Linked DNA regions of Homo sapiens: region 1 is linked to region 2. The links are chromatin loops, found by intact Hi-C in ENCODE. Cell type or tissue: heart right ventricle. All regions are shown on one strand. Each heading gives the region's core, and the rest is flanking DNA. Links, peaks and the distances in the headings are about the cores only.

Region 1 (8,000 bases), core at 1-8,000, 75 kb before region 2:
TCTCACCCTGTCACCCAGGCTGGAATGCAGTGATGCAGCCACAGCTCACTACAACCTCGAAATCCTGGGCTCAAGTGATCCTCCCGGCTCAGCCTCCCAAAGCGCTGGGATACCAGGCCTGGCCTTTATGCATTTTAGGATATTTTCAATTTACCACGAGTTTTGTTACATGGTTAGGTAGCCCCAAGGAAATCAAGCAGCATGGTGAAGCGGCGGGCATCAAAGAATTTAGAGGAGCGGTACTTAAGGGAAGGGAAAGGCTGGGCTTACTAACCCAGACAGAAGAGCAGCGTGGGTGGAGGGAAGAGGCCCGGAGAGCGTGGCCTACGTACAAATAAGGGAGGGGATCAGGGGTGGGCGGAGGGCTGGCCAACGGTGAGAGACTTGCTGCCAGGGGCGGGGCCCCGGCCCTAACCCCGCCCCCGCCGCACCTGCCGCCGCTGCGCCTCCAGCTGGGCGCGCAGGGAGCCCGCTCGGCGTAGCTCATCCTCCAGTTGTCGCGTGCGCTCGGCGTGGCCGGCGTTGCGTTCCTCCAGCTGCCGCACCTGCCGCCGCAGCTCCCTCAGCTCGCCCAAGCGGCGCCGGCAACTGGTCAGCGTGGCCTCCAGCTGCCCAGCACGCTCCGAAGACTGCCTAGGGGAGTGGGAGGGAAGGGGGAGGGCTGAGAGCTCTGATCAGGGGTCAGCTGGGATGTGGAGTGGCCCTTGGAGCACAGGGTGTTGTTCAGCCTGAGGCTTTTGGGTTCAAGGTGAAGGGGTCATGAAAGTTGAGGGTTAGGGGTCAATCAGGGCCTGGAGCTGTTGAGAGTCATTACAGCAATGGTTAGCCCAGGGTTATAATCAGGTATCCCCTGGGGTGGAATTGTGGGGACACAGAGGGTGGGGTTATAGGGGGAGTGATGGGGAGCCTAGAGAGGTCTGAGCATCTGCCAAGGATACCTTGGAGTCATTGGGGGAGGTATGGGACAAGAGGACTGCGGGGTCCTTAGAAGTGCAATTGGGGGGTGCACTAGTACCTTCGCATTACAGAGATGCTATAGGGGCCCAGTGGAGCCCTTTGTGGTTACAGAAGGCACAGTAGAGTCAAAAGGGGGTGCAAAGTAATTGCATTGTGGAGTCCTAGAAGGTACCATGGGATCCAGGGGCATTATGAAGCCCAAACTGTGCAGTGGGATCTGCAGAGCATTGTAGGGGAGGTTCTTGTGTTTTGGGGGGCCACAGGGATGCTATGGGGTCTTGGAAGCATACTGTGGGATAAGGGGGGGGCAGTGTGGGGTCCAGGGGATATGGTGGAATTCAGGATAGTGCAATGTGGCCTTGGGCGTTCTGTAGGGCTCAGGGTGGCACTGTGGAGTCCAGGGGGCATATTGGGGGTTCACTGGGCACATGAAAATTACAGAGCTGCTATGGCATCAGAGGGGAACTCTGGAAACAGGTTTACCCCCCGCCCCCCGTGATGGGGACCCAGGAACCCACCACTCACCGTAGTTCATCCATCTCATCCTTCAGGGCCTGTGCCTCCTGGGCCAGGCTAGTCAGCGCCTGGTTCCGGTGCTGCAGCTCCGCAACCTCCCTCTCCAGCTCGGCACAGCGCAGGCGCTCATCCTCCCTGCCACTCTCCAGCCTGGGGGTGTTGGGGGAAGAGCACATGAGGGGGCTGCCCTCCCCCGGTCCCCTGGCTTGCCTGGCCCAGTCCCCAGCTGACCACACCTGAAGTTCTCCTCCTGCAACTGCTCCAGCTGGGATTGCAGCAGCAGCAGCTTCTTGGCAGTGAGACCTGGGGTACCCTCGCCTTCAGGCCGGCCCATCCGCTCCCGCAGCCCTGCATTCTCTTGCGCCAGGCTCTGCTTCTCCTCTGACAGGAGCATCAGCTGCGGGCAGGGCAGAAAGATGAGCTTGGGCTTGGAGAGGGGCTACTCAAGTGACCCTGCCCCACCTAGGGCCCTACCTGCCGCTCCAGATCCAGACAGCGCTGCTGTAATTCGTCCCCCTCCTCAGCCTCCTCACTTAGGAAATAGTACCTGCGGGACTGCAGAGATGAGGGGGAAGAGGAACTCAGGGATTCAGGAGAAGGACGGGGGGAGGGAGGCTGAGATCTCTAGAGGCCAAATGGAGGGGGCCAAGAAACCCTCAGGATTGAAAAGAGGGCTGGCGCCGGGTGCAGTGGCTCGCGCCTATAATCCCAGCACTTTGGGAGGCTGAGGCGGGTGGGTTACCTGAGATCAGGAGTTCCAGACCAGCCTGCCCAACGTGGCGAACCCCTTCTCTACTAAAAACACAAAAATTAGCCGGGTGTGGTGGCGTGTGCCTGTAGTCCTGGCTACTCGGGAGGCTGAGGCAGGAGAATCGCTTGAACCCGGGAGGCGGAGGTTGCAGTGAGCCGAGATCGTGCCACTGCACTCCAGCCTGGGTGACAGAGTGAGACTCCATCTCAAAAAAAAAAAAAAAAAAGAAAAAGAAAAGAAAAGAAAACAGGGCTGGGGTTGGAGACTGAAGGAAGAGCGATTCCAGAACACTGGAGACCTGGTACAGGAAGTGGCTAGCACCCTGGAAGATGGGCGTGGCTTACAGGCTTAAGGACAAGCCCCTCCCCCTTAGGCTACCCTGAGCATCTGTAAGTGGGGTCTGGACCTTTAACAAGGTTAAGTCACAAGGTTAATCACAGCAAACTTATCCCCAACTCCCGGCCTTTGGATTTGCTGATCCCTGTGCCTGGAACACCTTTCCCCCAAATCTCTTACCTGGCTGTCAAAGTTGCCATACGTCTCTGGTGACAGGGAGTCAGGAGTGTCTTTGGTCATGAGCTGAGGAGTGGGAAGGGGCATTGTAATGAACTGGATATCTGAGGCCAGCCTTCAAAGTATCTACTATCCAACCTGAGAACCTCTCCATCCTCCCGTCAAGGCCAGTTCTGCCCAATAACCCCAGCCCAGAGGCTGCCCTCCTGCCTCCAACACAGAGGGAAGCCAGATCCCTTGAGCCTGCTAGATTGCGACTTAGAGCTGGGAGGAGCTGGCAGACACATGAGACAGAGATGTCTGGCCAGCTGAGTTCCAGGCAGAGTCCAGACCTTACCAGGGCAGGACCTGTGCCCAGTTCTCTCTGCCCTAGAGATGTCCCCTCTCCTGACATTTTCCAATTGCACACTGAGTGCCCCCACCCACCTCTTGGATGGCTTCCATCACCACATGCTGAACCGATTCTTCCAGCGTCATGATTCTCTGGATGTGGTCTGGGGATCAAGGTGGGGGAGGCTGAGACCCAGGGGTGAGGTGGGGAGGAAGGAGGATTTCCTCAGGCCAGCCCTGGGGACCCCCTAAGCTCCCCATACCCTGCTTTTTCTCGCAACTGATGGCACAGCCCAGCACCAGCTGAAGCAGCTTGCCGAGCTCTGCCGGGTCTGAGAACTCTCCAATGAGGCTCACATCTGGGAGATGCTCTTCTGACACAGGATGCGCCAGGACCTGGGGAGAAGGGGGTGTCAGGGGCTCATGGGCCCACCCTTCTCCCAACTCAACCCCCTGAATCCCTTTACAGTTACTCACATCCTGGGAGTACTCTACTAGGCTCCGTAAGACCATCTTCAGATTGCTGACCTAGGGAGGAACAAGGAACTGTGGACAAGTTCAGAGGCCTCCCACTCTGAATCTGTAGGTCCCATCCTCTCTCCACCTCACTTCTCCTTCCCTGCTCATCTCATCCTATTCTGTCTGCGTGCGCCTTCCTCTAGGGGTGACCTGTCTGGCTGTCTGCCCCTTTTGTCTGCCTGACCATCTTTGTTTCTTTTTTTTTTTTTTTTTTTTTTTGCTTTAGCTTTTTAAGACAGGGTCTGGCTCTGTCACCCAGGCTGGAGTGCAGTGGTGCAATCTTGGCTCACTGCAGCCTCGACCTCCTGGGGTCAAGCAATCCTCCTATCTCTGCCTCCCAGTAGCTGGGACTACAGGCATATGCCACCACAATCGACTACTTTTTTTTATTTGTAGAGAGGAGGTTTTGCTATGTAGCCCAGGCTGGTCTCAAGCTCCTGAGCTCAAGCAATCCTCCCACCTCAGCCTCTAAAATTGCTGGGATTACAGGCATGAGCCACTGTGCCCGGCCTGCCTGACCATCTTCCTTCATATGTCTCCAGAACCAAGTCACTTCTCACCACCTGCCCCACCATCCTTCAGCCCTACCCATCCATCTTTACCTCTCACCTGGATTAGTGCACCAGCTGCCTCTCCTCTTCCACTTTTGCTGCCTACATTTTATTTCTCTCCATGCAGCCAGGGGGAGCTTTATAAAGCCCAAGCCAGGTTGCATCTTTGCTCTGCTAAAACCCTGCCTTGACTTTCCACAGCACTTAAAAATAGAATCCACACCCCCACCATGGCCTGCCAGGCCCCTGATGACCTCATCTCCTACAAATCTTGCCCTCTTGCTCTGTTCTGCCCTCTCTGCCATTCCTCCATCACACCAAGTTTATTCCCAAATCACGGCCTTTACATCTGCTATTCCCTATGCCTGGAACACCGTTCCCCCAAATTTCACTTGGAGATTAACCCATCTGATGTAATCAGCCACCTATGCCCTCATTGCTCTCTCTCAAAGCCCTGCTTTTTTGTTGTCTTCACAGAACTACTGGCATCAAAAGTTTTTTCTTTTTCTTTTTCTTTTTCTTTTTTTCTTCTTCTTGAGACAAGAGTCTCGCTCTGTTGCCCAGGCTGGAGTGCAATGGCTCAATCTCAGCTCACTGCATCCTCCACCTCCCAGGTTCAAGTGATTCTCATGTCTCAGCCTCCCAAGTAACTGGGATTACAGGTGCACACCACCCCACCCAGCTAATTTTTGTATTTTTAGTAGAGATGGGGTTTCAACTTGTTGGCCAGGCTGGTCTTGAACTCCTGGCCCCAGGTGATCCACCCACTTTAGCCTCTCAAAGTGTTGGGATTACAGGCATGAGCCACTGCGCCCAGCCTGGAAGTTAATTTTTATGGTTGTGTATGTGTTGCTTGTCACTAGAATGATGGCTGTGTGGGGCAGGTTTTTGTCTGTGTTATTCCTTGCTGAATGCCCAGGCCTGGCACAGGGTGAGTACTCCATAGATGAATGGATGAACAAATGGTTGATCACCAGACATCTGTCCCTCTTCCTGCCCATCACCCAGGACATGTGCCTAGCTGGCCCGTCCCTGGTCATCTCTTCACCAGTCTGTCCTCTAATCAGGAGTCCACTTGTCACCTTCAGCTTCCAGTTGGGACCTGGATCTTCCGAGATGCCCTGGAGCCATGCCTCGTTGAACCAGGAGGGGTCTCTGGGGGCGAGAAGGTGGGATGAGCAGACTGGGGGACACTTTTGGGATCCTCCCCTTCAGCTCCACTCACATCTGGTTCAGCACATAGGCTACGGCAAGGCCGCTGCTCAGGTCCTGAGGGCTGGCACAGGGAGACGGAACGTGGAACGTCTGTAACTGAGGGGTAAAGGAAAGGACAAGGAAAGAGTTAGGGCCTGGGAGCGCCGAACCGCTCCCCTTTTGCAGACTTTTCCAGTCAGCGAACCTCACATGGTGGGGCGGGCGCTGCTCCGCCACAGCAGCTCTGCGAGGGACTGGCTTCTGCTCACCTGAGACCGGAGGGGGCGTGGCCTCACCTCACCTCTGCCCAACAAACCCTGCGCGTCCAGGCCAGGGTGGTATCGCGAGTCACCTGGGCCCCACAGGCACCACGTGACCAGGCCAATTCACCTGTGTCCTCGCCCCACGTGAACCAACCACAGAGGGGCGGGGCCTCACCTGTCCTTTCCACGCAGACTTGCCACGTGACGGGGGCGGGTGCTCGGGCCAGAGTCCAACGGTCCAGCAAGTCGACGACCCCGCACCTCCCAGCCCCAGCACCAAGAGACTGACCGAACCAGGGCCAGGGATCCCGGGCAAGAGGAGCGGGCGCTCACCTTCCCCTAGCCCCGCCCCACGACCTACCCAGGTGAGCAGAGACCCGCATAGCTCAGCTTTGTCCACGCTCATGGCTCCCGATCGGATTCAATCCAGGCCACGGAGCCCCGGCGCCGCAGCAGCCTCCGGGTCCGCCACCAGCGAGCGCCCGCAGCCCCGACCTCCCGCTCGGCCTAGAGCGCCGCCCCGCCCCGCCCCCCTAGGCGCAGGCCCCGCCCCGCCCCCAAGCCCAGGCTCCGCCTCGGAACGTAATCTCCTCCCTACGCCCGCTCTTGCCTCCAGCCCCGCCATCTTGGATCCGGGCACCGTTCGGGCGCCCGCCCTGCCGCTAGGGGTCAGCCTGGCCCAGCCTTGTGCATCCGAGGGTGGTCCCACCTCCCATCCTCGCCCTGGCCCTTTTTGGGGTGGGAGGTCCTCAAGATCCTTTTGAGACGGAGGTGCTCCACCCTGTTACACAAGCGCATTCACGTCTTTTCCCTGCAACTTAAGTAAATTCTTTTTTTTTTTTTTTTTTTTTTTGAGACGGAGTCTCGCTGTCGCCCAGGCTGGAGTGCAGTGGCGCAATCTCGGCTCACTGCAGGCTCCGCCCCCTGGGGTTCACGCCATTCTCCTGCCTCAGCCTCCCGAGTAGCTGGGACTACAGGCGCCCGCCACCTCGCCCGGCTAATTTTTTGTATTTTTAGTAGAGACGGGGTTTCACCGTGTTAGCCAGGATGGTCTCGATCTCCTGACCTCGTGATCCGCCCGCCTCGGCCTCCCAAAGTGCTGGGATTACAGGCGTGAGCCACCGCGCCCGGCCTTAAGTAAATTCTTGTGTCTAACCACTTTATAATCGGAGCCGTTGTGCGGGGAGGGGCGAGCCCTGGCACTTTCTATGGACTGGGAGAGGGGATGCTAAAGGGGTTTTCCCGCCGGACGCGGTGGCTCTCGACTGTAATCCCAGTATTTTGGGAGGCCTAGGAGGGAGAATTAATTTGGATAGAAGTTGGAGACCAGCCTCTCTTCAAAAAATTTAAAAATTACCCAGGTAGCGGTGGCTCACGCCTGTAATCCCAGCACTTTGGGAGGCCGAGGCGGGCGGATCACGAGGTCAGGTGTTCGAGACCAGCCTGGCCAACATGGTGAAACCCCGTCTCTACTAAAAATACTAAAAATTAGCTGGGCGTGGTGGCGCACGCCTGATTTCAGCTACTCGGGAGGCTGAGGCAGGAGAATCGCTTGAACCCTGGAGGCGGAGGTTGCAGTCAGCCGAGATCGTACCACTGCACTCCAGGGGGCAACAGTGCAAGACTCCTCAAAAAAAAAAAAAAAAAAATTAGCCAGACATGTTGGCGTGTTTCTGTGGTCCTAGCTCCTAGCTCTACAGAGGCTGAGGTGGGAGGATAGCTTGAGCCCAGGAGGTCGAGACTGCAGTGAGCCGTGATAGGGCCACTACACTCCAGTCTGGGTGACAGAGCAAGACTCTGTCTCAAAAAAAAACAGTAAAAATTTAAAAATAGGGCCGGGCGCGGCGGCTCACGTCTGTATCCCAGCACTTTGGGAGGCCTAGGCAGGCGGATCACGAGGTCAGGAGATCGAGACCATCCTGGCTAACACGGTGAAACCCCTTCTCTACTAAAAATACAAAAAATTAGCCGGGCATGGTGGCACGCGCCTGTAGTCCCAGCTACTCGGGAGGTTGAGGCAGGAGAATAGCTTGAACCCAAGAGGCGGAGGTTGCAGTGAGCCGAGATCGCGCCACTGCACTCCAGCCTGGGCGACAGAGTGAGACTGTCTCAAAAAAAATAAATAAAATAAAATAAAATAAAATAAAATGCCTGGCGCGATGGTTCACATCTGTAATCCCAGCACTTTGGGAGGTCGAGGAGGGAGGACTGCTTGAACCCAGGAGTTCGAGAACAGCCCTGGCAACACAGCGAGACTCCGTCTCTACAAAAATAAAATAAAAAATAAAAGTAGCTGGGCGTGGTGGCACGCGCCTATTCCCAGCTACTCCAGAGGCTGAGGTGGGAGGATCGCTTGAGTCCGGGAGGTCAACGCTGCAGTGAGCCGTGGTCGCGCCACTGCACTCC
Region 2 (11,783 bases), core at 3,784-11,783:
CCTCATCCTGACCAGCACTTCACCCACGCTACCGAGACCCCACTCCCCGCTGCCAGGTCACCTAGGTGAGGCCAGTGGTAGAGACTTGGTGGGTGCAGACTGGCCTACAGTAGGCGGGGCCTCAGGCGAGGAAGCGTGGTCATGCTACAGAAGGGGCGCAGTTTGAATGGAGGCGAACCAGTTTGGATAAGGGGCGGGGCCATGCTTGTGTGGGTGTGGTCAGTCGCAGAGGGACGGTCATTGGGGGGCGGAGACTCAGGTGGGCGGAGACTCAGGTGGGACGGACAGAAAGGAGGAGTCGTACCTGAGGGGCGGGGCCATCCCAGATGAAGCCAGAATCGTCTTGGAAGGGGCCAGGCTGACTCGGCAACGAAAAAATTTAGAGAGGCGGGGCCACAGGCGAAGGGGCGTGGTCTCCCCATAATAGGCGGGACTAGACTAAAGACAGGACATGCTGCTGTTTGCACGCCGCTTTAGGGAACGAGAGACCTGACAGGATTTGCCCCCTCTTTCTCTCATAGGCAGCAGTCCCCTGGACAGCCCCCGAAACTTCTCCCCCAACACCCCCGCCCACTTCTCGTTTGCCTCCTCCCGAAGGTGAGTCCCTCCCCTCCAGGGCCCCAGAACCCTGGGCAGACCCTCCCCAACCACTGTCTGGGCCGCCATCTGTTCTCCTCCTAATTGCACCCGAGCTGGGGCCTGAGGGGACCAGCGAGTGCCCCAAGGTCTCAGCGGGAAGGAGCGCCTAGCCTTCGGGGCGGGGCCTATAAGAAGGCGGGGTCCAATCGCCGATCTGGAACGGGGAAGGCGGTGGGGCTCCCTTTGCGGCAGGTCGAAAGCGCGTGCGCCCTGGGCGCGGGGTCTTAGTCTCTCCGAGCCTTGCTCTCCTGGCCAGGTGTTTCCATAGCAACAGGACGGGGCAGCCAAGATGACGTGCGCAAGCGCAGATTGCGCGATGCCTATCGAGGGACTCTTGGTCCCCGAGGTGGGGGAGGACGACTAGGGCTGTTTCTCAAGGGGAGGAATCTCAGGTTTCTTTCCAAGGGTCTCTTAGGGTTTCTGGGGTGTCCTTAAATGAATTTTCTATGGGCCTTTGGTGAAACTGGGGGAGGCAGAGAGGTTTCTCTGATGTTTTCTGGAGAAACGTTTCTGGGAGTTTGGGCCTGTCTCTTTTTCTTTGAACTCTATTCATTCTAAAAATGGTGTCTAAACACCTGCTATGTTCTTAGGAGCTGGGCGTATGGGGTCAATGACGTCCTGTCTCTACCCTCTGAGTCGAATAGGGCAGGCAGGCCAGAGAATGGGGATCAGTGCAAAGGCTGATGAAGGCTGTGTTGTGAGAGTCAAAGGAGACTGTGAAGACAGACAGCTCCCTTGGGAAAGTGGGGGAACCGCCTATTGACCATGGAATTTAGCTGAGGGCAATAGAGAGCCAGGACAAGGCTCTGGGATAGGGTCTCACATGTTTATCCGCAAGCGGGGAGGACTGAGCGAGGGGACTGCTGGGAGGAAGAAGGAAGGGAGGAGTCCAATAAATGGGGTGTGTGTGTGTCCTTGTAACTGTGCAAAGTGTGCTGGTGTGTGTGTGTGATTGTCACTGTGTGAGGGATTACGTGCCTATGCAATGGCACGAGTCTGCGAATGTGAACGTGTGAACATGTGTCTGTAGGATTGTAAGTGTCTGTGAATATGTGAGAGGAGCAAGTCAGGTATGTCTCCAGGTGAGCGTGCAATCTGTGTGTGGGTGTAAGCGTGTGTGAGTGTGTGGCTGTGAGATAGTAAACACAGAGTCACAGTGTTTACTGTCTCTCTCTCTCTCTCTCTTTTTTTTTTCTTTTCTTGAGACAGAGTCTCGCTCTGTTGCCCAGGCTGGAGTGCAATGGCGGGATCTCGGCTCACTGCAATTTCCGCCTTCTGGGTTCAAGCGATTCTCCTGCCTCAGCTTCCCAAGTAGCTGGGATTACAGGCGCCTGCCACCACGCCCGGCTAATTTTTGTATTTTTAGTAGAGATGGGGTTTCACCAGGTTGGTCATGCTGGTCTCGAACTTCTGACCTCAGGTGATCCACCCGCCTCGGCCTCCCAAAATGCTAGGATTACAGGCATGAGCCACCGCGCCCGTCCAGTTTACTGTCTCACAGCCACACGCTTACACATGCACATGCTAATGTGTGTTGTGCACTCACATGAGCACGCGCCGATGTGTGTCCCTGTGTGTGTGCATCTGCGTGCGAGTGTGAATGAGTGTGTCGCTGTGTGCAAGTTTCAATGTGTGGTAGTGAGCGTGGGTGTCTGGAACGTGCATCTGTGTGAATGTGGAAGTGTGGAGTATGTTTGGGTGAGTCTGTGTGTCCGAGTGTGAGTACTGAGTGGAAGCACATGTGTCTATAGGTGAGTGCATGTCTGGTCTTGCACGCGTGATTGTGCATTAGTGTGTGAGAGTGTGATATTTGGGTCCATGGATGGGATAGTCAATACGTGTGGGTGTCTGTGTTGAGGAGTCATGTGTGAGTGTGTGTCTTCGTGTGTGTGAAGTGTAAATGTGTGCACTGCCAGTATGTGAGCCTGACCTGATAGTCACACCAACATTAATGGATTTGGCTGCAACAGTGACTGTGTCTGTGTGCACGAGAGCATAAGGACACAATATTCTATGTCAGAACATGTTGGGGGGTGGGACGGGTCTTTTTTCTCTGAGAAGATCCAAGGGTCTCCCTCAGAGCTTTCTCATGGAGAGTGTTCACTTGGGGGAAATTTCTAGAATCTCTCTGGAAAGGCTTCACTGGGTGGGGGCTTTTCCAGTTCTCGGTGTCCACTCTGAATGATAAGAGAGGGGACCGTGGGGAGGAGAGTGGAGACGGATCCTCCCTCCAATTCCCGGTGCCTGCCTGGAAGAGTCCCTCTTTATCCCCTTGATTCTGAGGGCCTTGAGGAATCTTAGAGTGCAGATATATTCCCCCAACCCCCACCCTGGCCCTGGCCAGTGGCTTCACCCACACCCTGAGGAGTTGGGGGACCGCTGGGGCCTTGTGGCCTCTGAGCACCTTGGCTGGGTTCCAGGGCGGACGGACGCCGGTGGTCTCTGGCCTCGCTCCCTTCATCTGGCTATGGCACCAACACGCCCAGTTCCACCGTCTCGGTGAGTGTGGAAAGTAGGTGGGTGGGCCGGTGGGTAAGGAATTCAGGGGCCCTCCAGCCTGAAGACCCACACCCAGGCCAGCAGTCCAGGCTGGGCTTGATGACAGTTTAGGGCCAGGCTCAGTGACTCAAGCCTGTAATCCCAGTACTTTGGGAGGCCAAGACAGAAGGATTGCTTGAGCCTAGGAGTTCAAGACCAGTCTGGGCAACATAGGGAGACCCTTGTCCCTACAAAAAATTAAAAATTATCTGGGCGTGGTGGTGCACACCTGTGGTCCCCACTATTTGGGAGGCTGAGACGGGAGGATCGCTGGAGTCTGGGAGGTATAGGCTACAGTTGAGCTGAGATCGCACTGCAGCATTCCAGTCTGGATGACAGAGTGAGACCCTGTCTCAAAAGAAAAAAGCAAAAAAAGACAGTTTGGGTTTCCCCATTCTTCAAAGGTGTTCACTTGTCCATCTATTAAAGAGTTATGGGTCCGCCCCACTCAGAGCCCAATGCTCTGCCCTCAACACATTTCTGGGAGGGTCCTTCCTACTCATTTCTGACTCACTCATTTACAGCTGGTGACATAAGGCTCTGTGAGTTAAGCCATTTACTCTGATATCAGCAGCTGGGCTGGGCCAGGCCACAGCTTTCACCCAGAGCCCACTTGCTCACCCCTTGGAACACCCAAAGTCCCTTCATCTGCTCCCTTTTCTATCCATGCCCATAGTTCCCTTATCCAGCCATTGGCATGATGTTCAGCAGACATTTGTCATGAGATTGTCATGTGGTAGGCGGGTTCTGCAAGCTGGGCCAGAGTGTAAATATTCACGCAGCCCTCATGGGGGAAGACAAGCCAGTAAGAAGGCATTCACAAAATAGAATGGTCAGAACTTTGATGCAAGTAGCACAAGGTGAGGTGATAGGGGAGAGGCATGTGACTCAGATTGGGGGGTTGTCAAGGAAGGCTTCCTGGAGGAGGTGACATTGAAACCAAGACAACAGACCAGCAGGAGTTTGGCAGATGGAAGAGAAGGGAGAAGAGTGTTCCAGGAAGGGGAAGAGCATGTGCAAACCTCTAGAGGCCACAGAACTTGCAGCATTTGAAAAGTTGAAAGTAGCTTTGTGGGGCTGAAAATTTGGGATGCGGGGGAGGAATAGAGATGATGCAGGCAGTGACCTTGATCAGGCTGGAACCTTGTCAGCCAGGGCAGCAAGGGAGATTTTATTCTAAATCCAGTGGGGAAGCCATGGAATGGTTTTATTTCTTTATATTAAATTGTACTAAAATTTCAGTTTGAACCATTTGAAATTGTGATTATGTAGGCTATAGATAATGCACACTAATTAAAAAAATAAAAGAGATGGATGGGGTGGGGAATTTTAACCAGAGGAGTGAGCAATGTGATGTTTAAAAATATCATTCTGGCCGGGCGCGGTGGCTCATGCCTATAATCCTAGCATTTTGGGAGGCTGAAGCGGGTGGATCATTTGAGGTCAGGAGTTCGAGACCAGCCTGGCCAACATGGTGAAACCCTGTCTCTAGTAAAAATACAAAAATGAGCCAGGCGTGGTCATGGATGCCTGTAATCCCAGCTACTCAGGAGGCTGAGGCAGGGAGAATTGCTTGAACCTGAGAACTGGAGGTTGCAGTGAGCCAAGACTGCACCACTGCACTCCAGCCTGGGTGAAAGCTATATGACCAGGCATGGTGGCTCACACCTGTATTCCCAACACTACGGGAGGTTGAGGTGGGAGGATTGCTTGAGCCCAGGAGTTTGAGACCAACCTGAGCAACGTGATGAAACCCTGTTTCTACAAAAAAAAAAAAAAAAAAAAAAATTAGCCAGGTGTGATGGCTTGTGCCTGAAGTCCCAGCTACTCAGGAGGCTGAGATGGAAAGATTGCTCGAGCCCAGGAGGTGGGGGTTGCAGTGAGTGGAGGTCGAGCCACTGCACTCCAGCCTGGGGGAGAGAGAAACACCCTGTCTCGAAATAAAAAAAAATAAAATAAAGCAAGAGGAGAGCCAGGCATAGTGGCTCATGCCTGTGACCCAGCAATTTTTTTTTTTTTTTTTTTTTGAGATGGAGTCTCACTCTGTCGCCCAGGCCTGGAGTGCAATGGCACCGTGCCGGCTCACTGCAACCTCCATCTCCTGGGTTCAAGCAATTCTCCTGCCTCAGCCTCCCGAGTAGCTGGGATTACAGGTGCCCACCACCATGCCTGGCTAATTTTTTTATATTTTTAGTAGAGACGGGGTTTCACCCTGTTGGCCAGGCTGGTCTAGAACTCCTGACCTCAGTTTTTCTGCCCGCCTCAGCCTCCCAAAGTGCTGGGATTACAGGCGTGAGCCACCGAGCCCTGCCCTCAGTCCCAGAACTTTGAGAGGCCAAAGTGGGAGTATTGCTTGAAGCCAGGAGTTGGAAGCCAGCCTGGGCAACATAGAGAGACCCTGTCTCTGCAAAAAAGAATTAGCCAAGCATGGTGTAGTCCCAGCTACACAGAAGGCAGAGGGGGGAAGATTACTTTAGCCCAGGAGTTCAAGGCTTCCGTGAGCCATGATTGTACTACATCCCTCTAGCCTGGGTGACACAAGGAGACCGTGTCTCTCTCTCTTTTTAACTTTAAATAATTTTAATAAATAGAGACACAGTTTCACTATGTTGCCCAGGCTGGTCTCAAACTCCTGGGCTCAAATGATCCTCCCGCCTTCGCCTCCCAAAGTGCTGAGATTACAGGTGTGAGTCACCATATTCAGTGGAGACCCTTCTCTAAAATAATAATGATAATAAAGCAAGAGGAAACAAGATAGAGTAGGGATAGGGAATAATGGGTGTGTATTCAGAGGAGGTCTTCCCGAGGGGTGACATTGAAGCAAAAATTTGAAGGATGAGAAGGAGGGATCCATAGTAGATGTGTTCCAAGCAGAAAGAATAGCTAATGCAAAGGCCCTGAGGAAGGAGCTTGCCTGGCTTGTCCAAGGACCATCAAGGAGGCCACTAGGCTGGGTGCGGTGGCTTGTGCCTGTAATCTCAGCACTTTGGGAGGCAGAGGCAGGTGGATCACCTGATGTCAGGAGTTCAAGACCAGCCTGGCCAACATGGTAAAACACTGTCTCTACTAAAAATACAAAAAATTAGCCAGGCGTGGTGACAGGCACCTGTAATCCCAGCTACTTAGGAGGCTGAGTCAGGAGAATCGCTTGAACGCGGGAGGCGGAGGTTGCAGTGAGCTGAGATCACACTCCAAACTAGGCAACAAGAACGAAACTCCATCTCAAAAAAAAAAAAAAAAAAAAAAAAGAAGGCCACTGTAGCTGGAGCAGAGGAAGTAAGCAGGAGAGTGAGAAAAATCCACGGCAGGGACCCAGGGCAGGATGAGGCAGGACCTTGTATAACTGGGGAAGGACTTGGGTGTTCACCCTGAGTAAGGTGGGAGCCACCAAGGGTTCTGAACAGAGGAGGCTCATGACTTGACCCAAGCTTTAACAGACTCACTGTCTCCACCCCTGTCTGTCCCTGTCCACCTGTCTGTGGCCAAGAGTCCCAGCCAAGATCCTAGGATCCAAGGATCGTAAATCAGGTCCTGATCCTGGCCTTGCCCAGTGACCCCATCGGCTTTGGGAGTCCCAGCTCAGGGTCCTGAGCTGTTGGGGGGCCCATGGTGGCTCTGACCCCGGCCCTGCCCCTGTCCCCAGTCCTCCTGCTCCTCCCAGGAGCGCCTTCACCAGCTGCCCTACCAGCCCACGGTGGACGAGCTCCACTTCCTCTCCAAACACTTCGGGAGCACCGAGAGCATCACAGACGAGGATGGTGGCCGTCGCTCCCCAGCCGTGCGGCCCCGCTCACGGAGCCTCAGGTGGGCAGGCATCCCTCCTCCTTCGTACCAAGCTAGTGGTCTTAGGACTTGTGCTTAGAGAGACCCCTGTCCCCGCGAATAAAAGGGTTACATCTTGGGGCGGGGGCTCTCTGCGGGCTTGGAGGCAGAGGACTCGACAAAATGGGCTTCTCTCCCCGCAGCCCCGGGCGCTCCCCCTCCTCCTACGACAACGAGATCGTGATGATGAATCACGTCTACAAGGAGAGGTTCCCGAAGGTGAGGTGGGACCCGAGGCGGTCACGGGGTGACCAGGCGGCCTGCACTCTCGCTCGCCTTATCCCCGCGCGCCCCCTGGCGGCCTCGGTGCGCAGCGCAGGCTCCTGGCGGCCGCAGCCTTCGGGCACAGCCCCGCGCCCCTCCTCCGTCCCTCCCGCAGGCCACTGCGCAGATGGAGGAGAAGCTGCGCGACTTTACCCGCGCCTACGAACCCGACAGCGTTCTGCCTCTGGCCGATGGCGTGCTCAGCTTCATCCACCACCAGATCATCGAGCTGGCCCGGGACTGCCTGACCAAGTCCCGTGACGGCCTCATCACCACGGTCTACTTCTATGAATTGCAGGAGAACCTGGAGAAGCTCCTTCAAGACGTGAGTGCACGCGGAGGCCGGGCTGATCTCAGGCTCAGCACCGCCAGATTGTGCCCAATGCACCCCTTTCTTCACCCCACATACATTCAGGGAGCTCCTACCACGTTCCAGGCACTGGCGTGGAGCTGAGGACTCAGGGGTGGAAGTGGTCCCTTCCCTAGGTCTGACCGACTGAAGAGGCAGGAATTTCACCTCGCTCATTTCCCTTAGGTCTTTACTCAAATGTCACCTTTTCAGGTGGCTTCTTAGGCGGTCCCCAGTCATTTAAAATATTAAACTCGGCCGGGCTCGGTGGCTCAGGCCTGTAATCCCAGCACTTTGGGAGGCCGAGGGGGGCGGATCACGAGGTCAAGAGATCGAGACCATCCTGGCTAACACGGTGACACCCCGTCTCTACTAAAAACACACACACACACAAAATTAGCCGGGCGTGGTGGCGGACGCCTGTAGTCCCAGCTACTCGGGAGGCTGAGGCAGGAGAATGGCGTAAACCCGGGAGGCGGAGCTTGCAGTGAGCCGAGATTGCGCCGCTGTACTCCAGCCTGGGCGACAGAGCGAGACTCCGTCTCAAAAAATAATAATAGTAAATAAAATAAAATAAAATAAAATATTAAACTTAGCCGGGTGCGGTGGCTCAGGCCTGTAATCCCAGCACTCTGGGAGGCTGAGGCAAGTGGATCACCTGAGGTCAGGAGTTCGAGACCAGCCTGGCCAACATGGCGAAACCCCGTCTCTACTAAAAATACAAAAATTAGCTGGGCGTGGTGGTGGGCGCCTGTAATCCCAACTACTTGGGAGGCAGAGGCGGGAGAATCGCTTGAACCTGGGAGTCGGAGGTTGCGGTGAGCCGAGATCACACCATTGCACTCCAGTCTGAGCAACAAGAGTGAAACTCTGTCTCAAAAATAAATAAATAAATGAAATAAAATAAAATATTAAACTCTACTCACATTTATCACCCACTTTCTCCTCAGTTTCTCCTTGACACTCAGCACCATCCATCATACTGTGTATTTTTGCTTATTTTATTTCATGTCTATCCTTCTCCAATGTCAGCCCCATAGTTGGTGAGGGTGGGGGGGTGGAGTTGTCTGTTCTGTCCACTGCTGTGTCCCTGCTGTTTGGAACAATACCCAGCACACAGTAGGTACTCAATAAATGTTGGGTAAATTGATGCTTGAATGTCCCTTTGCAGTGGCATGCACCTGTAGTCCCAGCTAGCTACTTAGGAGGCTGAGATGGGAGGATTGCTTGAGGTCAGGAGCTTGAGACCAGCTTGGGCAACATAGCAGGACCCCATCTCTAAAACAATTTAAAAAATTTAAGCCAGGCGAGGTTGCTCACGCCTTTAATCCCAGCACTTTGGGAGGCTGAGGCGAGCAGATCACGAGGTCAGGAGTTTGAAACCAGCCTGGCCAATAAGGTGAAACTCTGTCTTTACTAAAAATACAAAAAAGTTAGCCGGGCTTGGTGGCACGTGCCTGTAATCCCAGCTACTCAGGAGGCTGAAGCAGGAGAATCGCTTGAATCCGGGAGGCAGTGGTTGCAGTGAGCCGAGGTTGCGCCACTGCACTCCAGCCTGGGCAACAGAGTGAGATTCTGTCTCAAAAAAAATAAAAATAAAAATAAAAATAATTAGCTAGGTGTAGTGGCACACACCTGCTGTCCCAGCTACTTGAGAGGCTGAGGCAGGAGGATCACTTGATCATTCATTAATTCCACCAATATTTATTTATTTATTTATTTTATTTTTTTTGGAGACAGAGTCTCACTCTATCCCACTGGGCTGGAGTGCAGTGGTGCGATTTTGGCTCACTGCAACCTCCACCTCTCAGGTTCAAGCCATTCTCCTGCCTCAGCCTCCCGAGTAGCTGGGATCACAGGCACCCACCACCATGCCTGGCTAATTTTTGTATTTTTAGTCGAGGCAGGGTTTCACCATGTTGGCCAGGCTGGTCTCTAACTCCTGACCTTAGGTGATCCACCTGCCTCTGCCTCCCAAAGTGCTGGGATTACAGGTGTGAGCCACCATGCCTGGCCCCCACCAATATTTATTAAGCACCTACTATGGGCCTGGCACTAGCCTAAAAGCTGGGAAATCAACTGGAAATAAAACAAAAATTCTTGTCTTTGGAGAGCTGACATTCTATTAATAGCAGGAAGAGACAGAAGATAAACAATAGGCGTTAGAAGCTAACCCCTGTAATCCCAGCACTTTGGGGAGCTGAGACAGGAGGCTTTCTGGAGCCCAGGAGTTGCAGACCAGCCTGGGTAACATAGCGAGACCCTGTCTCTACAGTAAAACAAGTCAAACAAACAAAGACCCAATAGGTATTAGGGCTGAGACCAGGACCAGGGTAAAGCAAGTAATTATTTCTTCCCCCAGAACATTAAATTAATTTTTGAAAAACTTGAAAAGTAGATAAATGAAAACCCAACATTATTTTAAGTTTACATATTTTATTTATAACCAAGCCAGAATGTGTTATAATTTTACTGTCCTGGTTTTAATGAAAGCAAACTCATCAATAATACTATTTTCATTGAAACCATTAGACATTTTCAAAGACACATTAAAACACATATAGGTTGGTGCATACTTTTTTTTGGCTCAAGTTACAATATGGCTAGGCACAGCCTGTTGGATTCTGTCTTTATTTAATTTTCTTTTTCTTTTTCTTTTTCATTTGAGATGGAGGACTCTCTATGTTGCCCAGGGTGGTCTTGAACTCCTGGGCTCAAGCAATCCTCCTGCCTCAGCCTCCTGAGTAGCTGGGATTATAGGCATGTACCACCACATCTGGCTTAAATTTTGATATTTTGGCTTATGATAGATTTTTGGCATTAATTTTAGGCTTTTCAAGTATTGCAATAAGATATTAGTTTTTTCTTTTCTTTTTTTTTTTTTTTGAGACAGTCTCACTCTGCTACCCAGGCTGGAGTGTAGTGATGTGATCTCGGCTCACTGCAACCTCCACCTCCCTGGTTCAAGCGATTCTCTTGCCTCAGCCTCCCAAGTAGCTGGCATTACAAGTGTGTGGCACTATACCCAGCTAATTTTTGTACTTCCAGTAGAGATGGGGTTTTGCCATGTTGGGCAGGCTGGTCTCAAACCCCTGACCTCAAGTAATTCACCCTCCTCTGCCTCCCAAAATGCTGGGATTACAGGCGTGAGCCACTGTGCCCGGCCTCTTTTTCTTTTCTTTTTTTCTTTTTTTTTTTTTGAGACAGGGTCTCTCTCTCTGTCACCCAGGCAGGAGTGCAGTGGTATAATCAGCTCACTGCAGCCTTAGCCCCCTGGGCTCAAGTAATTCTCCCACTTCAGCCTCCCAGGTAGCTAGGACTACAGGCACACACTACCACACCTGGCTAATTTTATTATTTGTAGAGACAGGGTCTCGCTATGGTTTTGTTGTTTGTTTGTTTGTTTGTCATTGCTTTTGTTTTGAGACAGAGTCTCGCTGTGTCACCCAGGCTGGAGTGCAGTGGTGTGATCTTGGCTCACTGCAACTTCTGCCTCCCAGGTTCAAGGGATTCTCCTGCTTCAGCCTCCCAAGTAGCTGGGATTACAGGCACCTGCCACCACGCCTGGCTCATTTTGCGTTTTTAGTGGAGATGGGGTTTCACCATGTTGGCCAGGCTGGTTTCAAACTTTTGACCTCAAGTGATCCACCCACCTCAGCCTCCCAAAGTGCTGGGATTACAGGCATGAGCCACCGTGCCCAGCCTCATTATTTTTACTGTGTGGCTTGGGCTTCAGTCTCCTCACCTGTAAGATGGGACAGTAGCAGCAGTATGTACTCTGAGGGGCTGAGAGAGGGGCCGGGCTGAGGCAGAGTGCCTATGAGCCCTGTCCCTCTGTGTCCCCTGCCACAGGCCTATGAACGCTCTGAGAGCTTGGAGGTGGCCTTCGTTACTCAGCTGGTGAAGAAGTTGCTTATTATCATCTCACGCCCTGCGAGGCTGCTGGAGTGCCTGGTGAGGGGGCTGGGCATGGGTAGGGGTGGGTTGGTAGACCCTGGGAGCCTGTGGTGAGCCCACTCCTGCCCTGCCTCAGGAATTCAACCCCGAGGAGTTCTACCACCTGCTGGAGGCGGCCGAAGGACACGCCAAGGAGGGCCACCTTGTGAAGACGGACATCCCCCGCTACATCATCCGCCAGCTGGGCCTCACCCGTGACCCCTTTCCAGGTGCC

What was found. Hi-C counts contacts between places; a loop is a spot of excess contacts. Peaks named below come from ENCODE experiments on the same cell type or tissue, not always from the same donor. Only the 100,000 strongest peaks of a DNase experiment are listed, where the experiment ranks them.
Region 1: it touches region 2 in a loop (7-fold over the local background); 95 of 110 quality-filtered maps call a loop at or near these places.

The regions. Positions count from the first base shown.
Region 1 is chr19:12,769,450-12,777,449 of GRCh38, forward strand. It overlaps HOOK2 (hook microtubule tethering protein 2), which reads right to left and starts at 6,103. Exons shown (of 23, transcript NM_013312.3): 1 at 5,956-6,103; 2 at 5,363-5,448; 3 at 5,220-5,292; 4 at 3,545-3,595; 5 at 3,331-3,463; 6 at 3,164-3,231; 7 at 2,741-2,803; 8 at 1,948-2,028; 9 at 1,710-1,870; 10 at 1,483-1,623; 11 at 432-633. The coding sequence starts at 6,000. RefSeq lists silencers at 305-534, 5,947-6,166, enhancers at 1,493-1,993, 1,994-2,494, 5,025-5,705, 5,706-6,384 and a cis regulatory region at 5,921-6,562. In heart right ventricle, for the core only: CTCF peaks have their summits at 4,267 and 6,280 (motif pointing right); DNase peaks (open chromatin) are centred at 3,143 and 6,242; H3K4me3 peaks cover 1,920 bases; H3K27ac peaks cover 7,122 bases.
Region 2 is chr19:12,840,470-12,852,252 of GRCh38, forward strand. It overlaps MAST1 (microtubule associated serine/threonine kinase 1), which reads left to right. Exons shown (of 26, transcript NM_014975.3): 2 at 1-65; 3 at 522-597; 4 at 3,060-3,138; 5 at 6,821-6,981; 6 at 7,143-7,218; 7 at 7,379-7,588; 8 at 11,465-11,566; 9 at 11,646-11,778. Among named protein-coding and RNA genes, the nearest start is that of MIR6794, 5.9 kb to the right of the region's middle. RefSeq lists enhancers at 33-92, 7,264-8,087, 11,720-11,783, a cis regulatory region at 7,042-7,542 and a silencer at 7,215-7,394. In heart right ventricle, for the core only: CTCF peaks have their summits at 7,299 (motif pointing left) and 7,501; a DNase peak (open chromatin) is centred at 7,302; H3K4me3 peaks cover 852 bases; H3K27me3 peaks cover 1,858 bases.